Regions from separate parts of the Homo sapiens genome. Here all the other regions are linked to region 1. A link is a contact called in ENCODE Hi-C or POLR2A ChIA-PET data. All regions are on one chromosome and are shown on one strand. Each heading gives the region's core, a stretch centred on a gene start or an enhancer-like site at or near the end of the contact. The rest is flanking DNA. Distances are from core to core; before and after follow the strand shown.

Region 1 (2,700 bases), core at 77-2,576:
TGGCTCTATAGATTTGTCTCTTCTGGATATTTCACATAAGTGGAATTGTCCAACATGTGGCCATTCATGACTGGCTTCTCTCAGCATAATGCTTTCAAGATTGATGTTGCAGCGTATCATCAGCACTTTATTTTTATGGCCCCATAACATTCCATTATATAGATGTGGTGTTTCCTCCTGCCAAACAGGGCTGGTTGGGATTCCAAAGAAGCACTATGGCCGGGCGCAGTGGCTCATGCCTGTAATCCCAACGCTTTGGGAGGTCGAGGTGGGTGGATCAACTGAGGTCAGGAGTTCGAGACCAGCCTGACCAACATGGTGAAACCCCGCCTCTGCTAAAAATACAAAATAGCTGGGCGTGGTGGCTGGCGCGTGTAGTCCCAGCTACACGGGGAGCTGAGGCAGGAGAATCGCTTGAACCCGGGAGGCGGAGGTTGCAGTGAGCCGAGATCGAGCCACTGTACTCCAGCCTGGGGGACAGAGCAAGACTCTGTCTCAAAAAAGCAGCATTAAACCCAAAACATTTATTAGGGAAGCTTACAGAGTGGGCTGCAGCAATTCTCGCGACAGACAGAGAGAAGCGGTGTTTCACCTAGGTACATCCCCAGCGAGGGGTCAGGGTATGAAGTTTATATGAGGGTTTATGGAATTTGGCTAAAAGCAGGGGTCAGTTTCAGCGTTTTGGGCAATAACCTAGATATCCTTAGTGCCTAGGGATATGCAAGGCCCGTGTTTGGTTGCAAGTCTGCAGGAAAAAACTTGCAGCTGGCTGGGTCACAGGGCGGTCAAGGCACTCTGATACTTGGTCAGTGCACAGAAAGCGGGGGAACTCGGGAACCGCGCACATAGTACTATATTTTATTTATCCATTCACCAATGGATGGACGTTTGGGTTGCTTTCACTTTTTGGCTATTATGAATAACACTGCTGTGAACATTCATGGACAAGTTTTTATATATACATAGGTTTCATTTCTTTGGCGTATTTTATATATATATATATATTTACCTAGGAGAATTGCTGGGTCAAATGGTAATTGTTTAACCTTTTGAGGAACTGCCAGACTGTCTTCCACAGCAGGTGCTTCATTTTACAGTCCCATGAGCAGTGTATGAGGGTTCCAGTTTCTGCACAGTCTCAAGGCACAGACAAATTTTCAGCAGCCCCGGGGATTGGGAGCGGTGGTTACCTCTGCGGAACGTGCCCCGACAGCCAAGCCCTGCGCGCAGGCGCACTGGTGGGAGGGCGGGAACGCGGGAGCGTCGCCGGAGGTGGGGCGTGCAGGCGTTAGGGGCGGGGCTGTGCTGCGCGCGCGTCCCGGAAGCAGAAGCCTGTGTGGCCTTCCCGGCGGCTGATTCGAGGGCTTGTTTGGTCAGAAGGGGGGCGTCAGAGAAGCTGCCCCTTAGCCAACCATGCCGTCTGAGGGTCGCTGCTGGGAGACCTTGAAGGCCCTACGCAGTTCCGACAAAGGTCGCCTTTGCTACTACCGCGACTGGCTGCTGCGGCGCGAGGTGAGCGGTGGCCCCGGAGGACGTAGGCCTTTCCGGCCCCTCGCGACCGAAACCTTCTCCCTAGCCGTTGGCACGTTCTGCTCCCGGGAACCCGTGCAGTCTAACAACCTGCATTTATTTCTTGACTTCTGTGTGTACATCCCTCTGTCCTGGGGTTTCTGTCCTCTTCAGCCTATTTTAGCGTTTCGGGGAGCTCCCCTGACTTCACAGGTGCCCCGCGCTCTGAAGGCTTCATTGCTACCCTCCGCCAGTTGGGCGCCTTCTCCGTTCTGCTGTTGTCAAAGCAATCTCGGCCCCAGGTTCAGTTAACTTACTGTATGTCTCATGTGCTGGGAGCTCTAGAGTTTGCGACGAACGATTGACACGACCTAATCCATTGCTACTAGTGAAATGACCAAATTTTTAGATTGATTTGGCAGACCTGGAAAGTGAATGGGGGCGTGGTCACCGTACCTAGCATTTGCAAAGCTCTGCGCGAGAAGTGGAGGGATGTGGAGAGTTAAGGCCGAGCTCCCATTCCCGAGTCGCTGCTAGTTAGCTACAGATAAGGCGTTGTCCTGCATCCTCAGACTTCTTGGGAAACAATCCTAAAGTATTTCCCTGTCTTTTATGTTGTTGACAGTTTTGAAAAATACAGACCTTACATTCTGTAGGTTGACTGCCAGCATATGTGCTTTCAAACCACCAGACCAAGGTTAAGCATTCTTGGCAGGAATACCACAGAAATGATGCCATGGCTTTCTCAGTAAGTCACATGAGGAGGCACACAGATGTCAACCCATCCCAACACTGGTGATGCTAATCTTGATCACCTGGTTACGTTATTATCTGCCTGGTCTCTCCGTTTAAAATTCGTCATTTTTCCCTTAGTAATTGTTGGGAAGTAATAATACCAGTATCCTTTTTTCTGGGCAAACCTTAATCCTCCATGGCTTTAGCATTCATTGATGTTTTCCACATGAATCGATACCTCTATGACGTTGCCAGATCCTGTTTCTTTATATCCGCTATTCCTTCTGCATTTGTTAGTTGGCATTCTACTGTAAGGAGGTGCTTTCTATTTTATTCAGTGAGTTGTAATCCATTACTTTTATTATTTATTTATTTTATTTTAAATGTCCCAGATTTTGTAAGCTTGTATCAAAATAATCACATGCAAGGCTAGGCGTGGTGGCTCAGGCCCGTAAT
Region 2 (2,700 bases), core at 130-2,629, 340 kb before region 1:
GGCTGGAGTGCAAGGGCACGATCTCTGCTCACTGCAACTTCTGCCTCCCAGTTCAAGTGATTCTCCTGCCTCAGCCTCCTGAGTAGCTGGGACTACAGGCGTGTACCACCACACCTGGCTAATTAAACATTTTATTTTTAATTAATTAATTAATTTTTTTTTTTTTAAAGACAGGGTCTCACTCTGTTGCCCAGGCTGTAGTGCAGTGGTGCAGTCATAGCTCACTATAGCCTCGAACTCCTGGGCCCAAGTGATCCTCCTGCCTTAGCCTCCCAAACAGCTGCAACTAAGGTGCATGCCACCAGGTCTGGCTAATTTTTTTTGTGCTTTCTGTAGAGACGGGGGTGGGGGGGGCTGAGTGGGCGGGGGTGGGAGTAGGGTGTCTCACTATGTTTCCCAGGCTGGTCTCCAACTCCTAGGCTCAAGCAATCCTCCCACCTCGGCCTCCCGTAGCGCTGGGATTACAGGTGGGAGCCACCCCGCCTAGCTAATGTTCCTGTTTCTCTTGTCCAGAGCTGGAGTCCAGCCTGATTCCCACCCACAGGTTGTAACCAATGAGCCCTAAGAGAAGCGCTGAAGACCAGGAAGGCCCAGATCCAGGGGTAGGGGTGTTGGGTCCTCTCCACTGGGGTGCAGGCAGAGAGGCAAAGAGGAAGGAGACCCTTCGTGACTCTCAGCGAGGCTGTGAAGAAGAATATCCGGAAGCCACAAGAGGTATATCCGGAAGCCACAAGAGGTGTGGAAACCCCGTTTCCAAGGCTGGGCCCAGTAGCTCGTGCCTGTAATCCCAGCATTTTGGTAGGCTGAGGCGGGTGGATGGCTCGAGCTCAGGAGTTCGAGAGCAGCCTGGGTAACATGGCGAAACCCCTCCCCCCCCCCCCCCCCCGTCTCCAAAAAATACAATAGCCAGCGTGGTGCAGCCGTCTGTAGTCCCAGCTACTCTGGAGGCTCAGGTGGGAGGATCGCTTCAGGCTGGGAGGCAGAGATCACCCCACTGCATTCCAGCCTGGAAGACAGGGCCAGGCCCTATCTCAAAAAATAACAAGGAAACCCCGTTTTCGATTTCGCCAACGCGGAGGGGCCGAAGCAGCAGATGGGCTTGGACGGTCTCCCGCCGCTCCTCCCGGACCTCCCTACTCCTGGGCTTTTCCAGGGGCAGCCCCGTGGTGGCCCCGCCCAGCGCCCGGGAGAGGGGCGAGGCCGGGGGCGGAATGGGCGGAGTTCGACTGTGAGGGAGGTGGAGGCGGGAGTCCGGTGGTGGGGGTGGAGTCTGGAGGTAGGGCGGGGCCAGAACAGCGGCGGGGGCGGAGTTCCGGCTGGGGGCGGGGCGGGGCGGAGCGGGAGCTGCGGGATTCCGGCTTCAGGGGCGGGGCACCGGCCTCTGGGCGGAGATCTGCTGCCGCGTTCTACCCTTCCGGCCCGTGTTCTATCCGCCGCCTCCACCTTCCATCCGGCGCCGGCTTTCGGCGCGACGGTCGCCGCGTTCCATCGTCGCGCGGCCCTTCGGGCGCCCGAGCCCGCAATGTCGGGCCCCAACGGAGACCTGGGGATGCCGGTGGAGGCGGGAGCGGAAGGCGAGGAGGACGGCTTCGGGGAAGCAGGTGACCCGAGGGGGCTGCTGGAGCAACCTTGCATTTTCAGGGCTGCCCTCCCGGGAAGGGGAATCGAGATGGGGTCTCGGAAGGGAACAAAGAGCCCACCCATTCCGCCCCGAGCGGGTCCGGAGTTGTAGGTGCTGTCTCGGATGCAGGGCGAGCACCCGCGAGCCGGTTCCCAGCCCCGTGAGAGCTGCAGGTCACCAGTCCCGTTTTACAGATGGGGAAACTAAGGCAGCTTCGGGGACACTCGCCCTTGTGGGCCTTGCTCCACCACTTCCTTCAGTCCTGGGGGAGACCGAGGCACCTGAGGGAGGCAGGGTTGAGCTTAGCGGAGGGGCCGGGCCGGGACGTGGAGTTGGGGACGCGGGGGCGTCGCTCTGCCGATTCAGCATCCCCAGCCACCCGGCTTTGCTGGTGTAGCCTCACAGCCTTGCCAAATGTCAGCAGCTTACAGAGCAGCCTTTTGCGTGCTTACGAGTGCAGGGGTGGGGTGTGAAGAGAACCATCGGCTCCCTTCTCACCTTCTTCAGCCTCAGTTTCCCCCTCTATAAAATAGGAATAACGATTAGTGTCTGCTGCACTGGGATGTGTCAGAATTAAATGCAAAAAAAAGGAAAATCCTTAGCAGGTTCTAGCATGCAAGAGTTCAGTAAATGGTTATCGTCATTATTATCTTTGGTATAGTAAAGATTGGCATGTTAACATACACTGAGGATTTAGTAAATGTGGTGTAAGTATGGTGCATGCTCTTTGTTTTGTTTGGCGTAACAGCTTTATTGAGCTATACAACTTACCCATACTGTACAGTTCAGTAGGCTTTTGTGTATTCCCAGGGTTGTACATCCATCACAATAGTTTCAGGTAGCTCTGCATTGGGCAATGCTGTTGGGAGCATCAGGAAGAGCTTCCCAGGAGGTCACATTAAGTGGATGTTGGCAGACAGGACTTAGAACAGTGGGGAGGAGGGTGGTGTCCCAGGCAGAAGCAAAGGCTTGGAACTGGGAAGTACCCTTGACACAGATAAAGCCTGGCCTGGAGGGGTGTGGGGCACCTGCCTCCCCAATTCCTCCTCCTAGCCTGTATCCCAGGACACAGAGTTCGA
Region 3 (2,731 bases), core at 72-2,571, 440 kb after region 1:
TGGAAATACTTTCGGGCGATGGTGGGGGCCTGGTGCTTCTTGGACTCGGAAGATGACCGCTTGGCATTCTGGTACAGCACCACCAGGCAGGCCAAGGTGGCCAGCAGAGACCAATAGGCTAGGAGGTAGATGCGGGTGTCTGTCTGGAAGAGAAACTGAAGAAGCCAGAGCAGGGGATTCCTGCGGATGAGCCGGTGCAGCCAGGGTAGGACCACACCAAGGCTCAGCACACAGGTCATGAGGTGGAAGAAGATGGAGGAGGCCCAGGTGCCTGAGTCCATGAAGACAAACAGAGTGCTGAAGAAAATGCCCATGAGTACCATCCCTACTACCACCACCAGCAGGAAGAAGTCCACTGGGTCCCCCTGACTTTCCACCAGTGTCAGAGAGCGCTTGATGAGCTGGTTGAGGACAAAGCTAATGCCACCCAATACCAGCAGTGCCTCACCAGGGGTGAAGCAGCGGGGCAGCAGGTACAGCAGGATCATGTTGAGATAAACGAAGATCAGAAGGACTTCCAGGACTTCGATCACCTCCCCCACGCTCAACGAGTGCTTCATGATATAAATGATAACACCTCCAGCCAAGCCCAAGATGACACAAGTGTTGGTTGGCACTGGGCGAGTGATGCCGAGCGCCAACACTGATGAGAAGAGGGCCACTGCCATGCCAGTGGCTGCCACCACAATGCCAAAACGCTCAAAGAACGGGTTCCCAGCAGTCTGGCACCGCTCCTTCATGACTAGTCCAAGCAAAGGCATGACCATGGAGGCGGGCAATAGGCCACTGTTTGCGGACATTCGGAACTGGAAGACGGCGCTTCCCTGCTGTAGCAGCCGGTCCCACTTGTATTGGACGTAGAAGGCCTGCACTGCGAGGGCCACGGCGCACCACGAGTATCGGTCCCATACGGTTGCGTGGATGCTCAGCACCACTGCAAACACTACTGCCGCCTCTGCCAGCACCGATCCACTCAGCGGAGCCCCAGGCCCCGGGGCCGGAGATGGGCACTCTCGGGTCATATCTCTAGACCTGGGGCTTCACGGAGGCCGGGGCGACTACGGACGCCCTAGACTTCGGGCCCCTCAGCCCCGTCAAGCAGAGGGAGGCACTTTCACCCGGCCAGCAACCTTCTCCCTCCGTTCTCCAGCAGCGAGGAGGGAACTCCACCGCAGGTCACTTCTGCGGCCTGGGAGCTGGCGCCCGGCCACCCCCCACAGCCTCCAACCTACGGCGTAGACGTCGCCACTCTGCAGCCTTCCTCACAGTTACAGCCGCCCCCGCTGCCGGCTCCTCACCTCTTTGGGCCTCGCCATCTTGGCACCGCCCCGCGGCAACGTCACGTGACGAAATCCCCGCCCACGCTCCGGGTCCGGGGGCGAGCGGTCACGTGGGCATGGCGTCTGGGGGCGGGGTTAGGGCGAGCGGGCGCGCGAAGATGGCGGCGGCCGCCGGCGGGCCGTGTGTGAGGTGCGGAGCGGGTCGAATGGACCGGGGTGGCTGTGAAGCGCGGTGTCAAAGCCGAGCGGAAGCGGGGCGGGAATTGGAGGCGGGATGTGGCGACAGTGGCAGGGCCAACCCCGGCTGGATGGACGGGCACCGAGACGGGAGGCGGTTACGTCCAAACGGTCCCCGCGCGCGGGGATCTGAAGAGTCTTCTTCAGGAGGGGGGCCGGCTCTTCACCCCTTCCCTCCGCGCTCGGCCTCCCATCTCCTCACCCAGGGCCCTTTGCCTTCCTCCTCTCTCACCTCCGACGCGTCTCTTGGCGCCCCACCCGCGCTTCCTTCTCCGGCCGTGACGCTCCCTCGAGCCACGGGGAGCTTTGCGGTCTCCTGGGGTACCCCCCACCCACGTCCCTGCTGCAGGCTCCCAGTGTCCTGCCCCGGCGTCGAGTGCGCCCTGCTGGCTCCCCGACCTCTCCCGCGATCTGTTCTTGTTAGGATTTTGTTTCGCGTTGAGCGGAGCCACGCTTGCGGCTTCTGTCCTCTCCGCGCCTCGTATCGTTCTTTTCTTGCACTGAATCAAGTCAGCCAGCATGTCCAAATCCTCCAAGAGATTTCAGGGATTGAACTAGGCTTTAGGGACAAGAAGATGAAATATTATATACGAAAACTACAATTCTGACAAAGTGCTTTCTAGCGTCAGACCCTGGTGGAGCGCTTCCCAGGAGTTATCTCATTCAATTCTCGCAACTCCGAGAGGCGCCTTCTATTTCACAGATGACTCAGAAGTCCGGCTCAGAGCTAGCCAAGTGATAAAGAGAGCCTTCAAGCTGAAGTCTGCGTACCTCCAGTGCTATAACCAGACCACCACGCCTCCTTCTGTCTTCCACATTGCAGCTCGAAGGTCTTCGTTCTTCCCACCACCCTCCCTCAAAGTTAAACATCCCCGTCTCTTATCCTTCCCTGTGCCAGCAGTGTTTTCCCCACTTTTTTTTTTTTTTTTTTTTTTTTTTTTTTTTGAGACGGAGTCTCGCTCTGTCGCCCAGGCTGGAGTGCAATGGCACGATCTCGGCTCACTGCAAGCTCTGTCTCCCGGGTTCATGCCATTCTCCTGCCTCAGCCTCCCAAGTAGCTGGGGATACAGGCACCCGCCACAACGCCTGGCTAATTTTTTGTATTTTCAGTAGAGACAGGGTTTCACTGTGTTAGCCAGGATGGTCTCGATCTTCTGACCTCATGATCCGCCCGCCTCGACCTCCCAAAGTGCTGGGATTACAGGCATGAGCCA
Region 4 (2,700 bases), core at 178-2,677, 440 kb before region 1:
CTATGTGTCCTTATGCCACCAAGAAGCCCCCTTCCTCTTCCGGGGCCTGAGGTTTTCCCAACTGATGGCGAAGCTATTCCTATATGTGTCATCTCTGTCCTACTAGAACATAACTGGCCTGTATTTTAGACAACTTGGTAATCCCAGTGCCCAGCACAGGGTTTGGTACAGAATAAGTGCTAATGTTTGATGAATGAATGAATGAATGAATGGAGTAGATTAACACCAGGAACCATGAGGCTCCTGAGCAGCACCTGATGAAAGATCCCCCACACTGAAAACAGAATCCAGAATCGTTGTCTCACTTGGGCAGTATTATTCCCATCAATTTTTTCAACAAATATGGCCTGGCTGTCTACTACAAGCCGGGCCCTGTGAAAAGTCCTGTGGGGATACAGACACGGTCTCTTGTTTTCAAGGACCACCCAGTTCGGCAAGTGGAGGTAAGTCATGGACAAACATGGTGGCAATGCTCAGTGGCGAGCTATCCAGCACGTCAGAAGTCCAGCCCACGTGCTGAGGAAGTCCCAAAGAGAGCAAGATCACTTCTGTCTGGGTGCTGCTCTTGGAAGGCCTCATGGTCTTCCAAGACCCCCATCTGACCTCTGACCCTTGGCAGCCAACCTTCCCCAGGCCACCCCAGAGCTTGCTGGCCCTTCCCACTTATGCACGCCGCCTGGGCAGGAGAGGTCACTCACTCTGTGTCAGGGTGACCGTGGCTGCGGCTGCGGTGGCCGAGGGTCCGAGGGCCACAGGGTGGATCTCTGTGGTGCTGGGCAGGCTGATGATGGTGGCCTCGCCCAGCAGGTTGCAGATACGTTGTTGCATGGGGGTCAGCAGCACTGGGGCTACAGCTGGGCCACCGCCACCACTGCCACCGCCTGTCCCAGGCCCCCCAGCTCCGTCCTCCTCAGTGGGCCCCGGCGCCTCACCACCCTCCACGGCGGCCCGGACCTGGGCAACCTTGCGACGGACCTCGGTCTTGAGGTCAGACCACTTCTTCTTGACCTCAGGCAGCTCTCTGCGGCAGGTGGCCACGGCGTTGACCCTTCTCAGGATGCCGTGCCAGGCCGCACTCTTGGCGGCCAGGGGTACCCCGGCGTTGAAGTGGTTCACCAGCAGGTGCTTCTTCAGCTCCAGCTCCTCCACGATGATCTCCACCTCCCGCTCTGAGAAGTTCATCTTCCTTTTCTTGGCTGGGACGGCCATGGCCTCTCCCCTCCCCTCTTTTTAAAGAAATTATAATCCCCTCAAGCGCCCCAATTCCCCTTCTCTTCTTCCTCAGCCTCGCCCCTCACCCACCCCCTACAGGGGATAGGCCAGGCTTGCTCGAGGCCAAGCACTAGGCCTTTGGTAACCCCCCTCGCTACGCAAAGTGCGTAGGGCCCAGCCCCGACCGGCCCGGCCGCTGCCAGCCAGCAGCGTAATGGCTTCCTGAATCTGCCTCTTCCGCCGAGGTGTGCGGAGATCCGCCCACTTCCCCTCTTCCCGCCTCCCAGCGCTTCTCCGGGAAAACCGGCCTTCCCGGTTGGTAGCTGCTCAAATATCACGTCGATCACTGGTTCTTTCGATCTGTCGCTCAGCTAAAGAGCACGCCTGCTTACTGTAATTCGCCTGATCATTGGTCTAAAATTGTGTCCGTCGCCCAGAGGGCCCCGCCCACCTAACCTTTATTCACTTCCATTGGAAAATCATTCTGTCGTTCAATTGTCAGTATTACGACTATTAAGCCGTTAAATTCAGCTATTTTATTGGTGGTTTAGGGAGTTAGATTACCAAAACCCTGCTTCCTGAGGATACTTAGTGCTTTCGGCCGTGACCCATGGGTCAATTAACTTTTAATTCCTCCCACCGGCACAAACTCTGCCTCGCAACTGCAGTTCACAAATGCTCTCACACAAATCCTGTTTCCCACTGGAGGCTACGATCTCTCCGTACACTACCGCTCCTCCCATCCTTAAGATCCCGCAGTCTAAACAGAGTTAGTTCATCAATGGAAACTGGACACGGGGCCTTCCGCCTGCCAATCACATTACTCATGCCTATCGCTGCGTGATTTTCTCTCTCTTGGCCCCCGGCTCAGCCAATCCCCGCCTCCCTCAGTTTGAATCGGCCCCAGGCGGAGCCGGGTGACCCCGCCCACCCCATTGATCCGGGTAGTCCGTGGCGCGTGGGCTGTCCTTAGACAGGCTCCGCCCCTCCCTCCTCCCCATCCGAGCCTGTGACTGGCCTTCGGTGCGCCCGGGCGTGGCCGGCGAAGCGGGGCGCGGAGGGGCGGGGCTCCCGGAAGCCGCCCCTTCCGCCAGCTTGCCGGCGTCTCCGAGCCCGCGCTCCCAGCTGCAGAGCGCCTGGCTTGCCTCCCGCGCGGTCACCGCCGGCCCGCCGCCCCCGCTCCCGCCCGCGCCCGGAGCCCCTGCCTCGCGCCCGATGGTGAGCAGTGTGTTGTGCCGCTGTGTGGCCTCCCCGCCGCCGGACGCCGCCGCCACCGCCGCCTCTTCGTCTGCCTCATCGCCGGCGTCCGTGGGGGACCCCTGCGGCGGCGCTATCTGCGGGGGCCCGGACCACCGGCTGCGCCTGTGGAGACTCTTTCAGACGCTCGACGTCAACCGGGACGGCGGCCTGTGTGTCAACGACCTGGCGGTGGGGCTGCGGCGCCTGGGACTGCACCGCACCGAGGGCGAGCTCCAGGTAGGCTGCGCG

What was found. A loop is a pair of places that touch in the nucleus more often than their neighbours do. ChIA-PET counts read pairs that join two places held with the same protein, here RNA polymerase II (POLR2A). Pooled maps may share reads with other maps.
Region 2: a pooled map shows a loop between it and region 1 (23-fold over the local background). The contact joins the promoter of BBLN here to the promoter of GLE1 in region 1. A Hi-C loop is called at or near these places in 10 of 50 pooled maps. POLR2A ChIA-PET finds 5 or more read pairs at or near these places in 3 of 52 experiments (CD8-positive, alpha-beta memory T cell, HEK293 and activated naive CD4-positive, alpha-beta T cell).
Region 3: a loop to region 1 is called in a map of CD8-positive, alpha-beta T cell, with 26 times the contacts of the local background. The contact joins the promoter of DOLK here to the promoter of GLE1 in region 1. A Hi-C loop is called at or near these places in 2 of 168 maps with a recorded cell type or tissue (CD4-positive, alpha-beta T cell and CD8-positive, alpha-beta T cell), 2 of 37 single-sample maps with no recorded cell type and 10 of 50 pooled maps. POLR2A ChIA-PET finds 5 or more read pairs at or near these places in 1 of 52 experiments (CD4-positive, alpha-beta T cell).
Region 4: a loop to region 1 is called in a map of CD8-positive, alpha-beta T cell, with 10 times the contacts of the local background. The contact joins the promoter of NAIF1 here to the promoter of GLE1 in region 1. A Hi-C loop is called at or near these places in 1 of 168 maps with a recorded cell type or tissue (CD8-positive, alpha-beta T cell), 1 of 37 single-sample maps with no recorded cell type and 6 of 50 pooled maps. POLR2A ChIA-PET finds 5 or more read pairs at or near these places in 2 of 52 experiments (WTC11 and activated naive CD4-positive, alpha-beta T cell).

The regions. Positions count from the first base shown.
Region 1 is chr9:128,503,393-128,506,092 of GRCh38, forward strand. GLE1 (GLE1 RNA export mediator) reads left to right here and starts at 1,327. Exons shown (of 16, transcript NM_001003722.2): 1 at 1,327-1,512. The coding sequence starts at 1,414. RefSeq lists a silencer at 1,138-1,347 and an enhancer at 1,568-1,727.
Region 2 is chr9:128,158,886-128,161,585 of GRCh38, forward strand. BBLN (bublin coiled coil protein) reads left to right here and starts at 1,380. Exons shown (of 2, transcript NM_024112.4): 1 at 1,380-1,601. The coding sequence starts at 1,523. RefSeq lists enhancers at 281-1,234, 1,235-2,188 and silencers at 1,120-1,329, 1,540-1,629.
Region 3 is chr9:128,946,282-128,949,012 of GRCh38, forward strand. DOLK (dolichol kinase) reads right to left here and starts at 1,322. Exons shown (of 1, transcript NM_014908.4): 1 at 1-1,322. The coding sequence starts at 1,022. NUP188 (nucleoporin 188) reads left to right here and starts at 1,418. Exons shown (of 44, transcript NM_015354.3): 1 at 1,418-1,470. The coding sequence starts at 1,439. RefSeq lists enhancers at 82-644, 645-1,206, 1,068-1,137, 1,207-1,768, 1,488-1,537.
Region 4 is chr9:128,065,893-128,068,592 of GRCh38, forward strand. It overlaps NAIF1 (nuclear apoptosis inducing factor 1), which reads right to left and starts at 1,428. Exons shown (of 2, transcript NM_197956.4): 1 at 699-1,428. The coding sequence starts at 1,209. It overlaps SLC25A25 (solute carrier family 25 member 25), which reads left to right and starts at 2,340. Exons shown (of 11, transcript NM_001330988.2): 1 at 2,340-2,688. The coding sequence starts at 2,428. RefSeq lists an enhancer at 1,287-1,616 and a silencer at 2,067-2,636.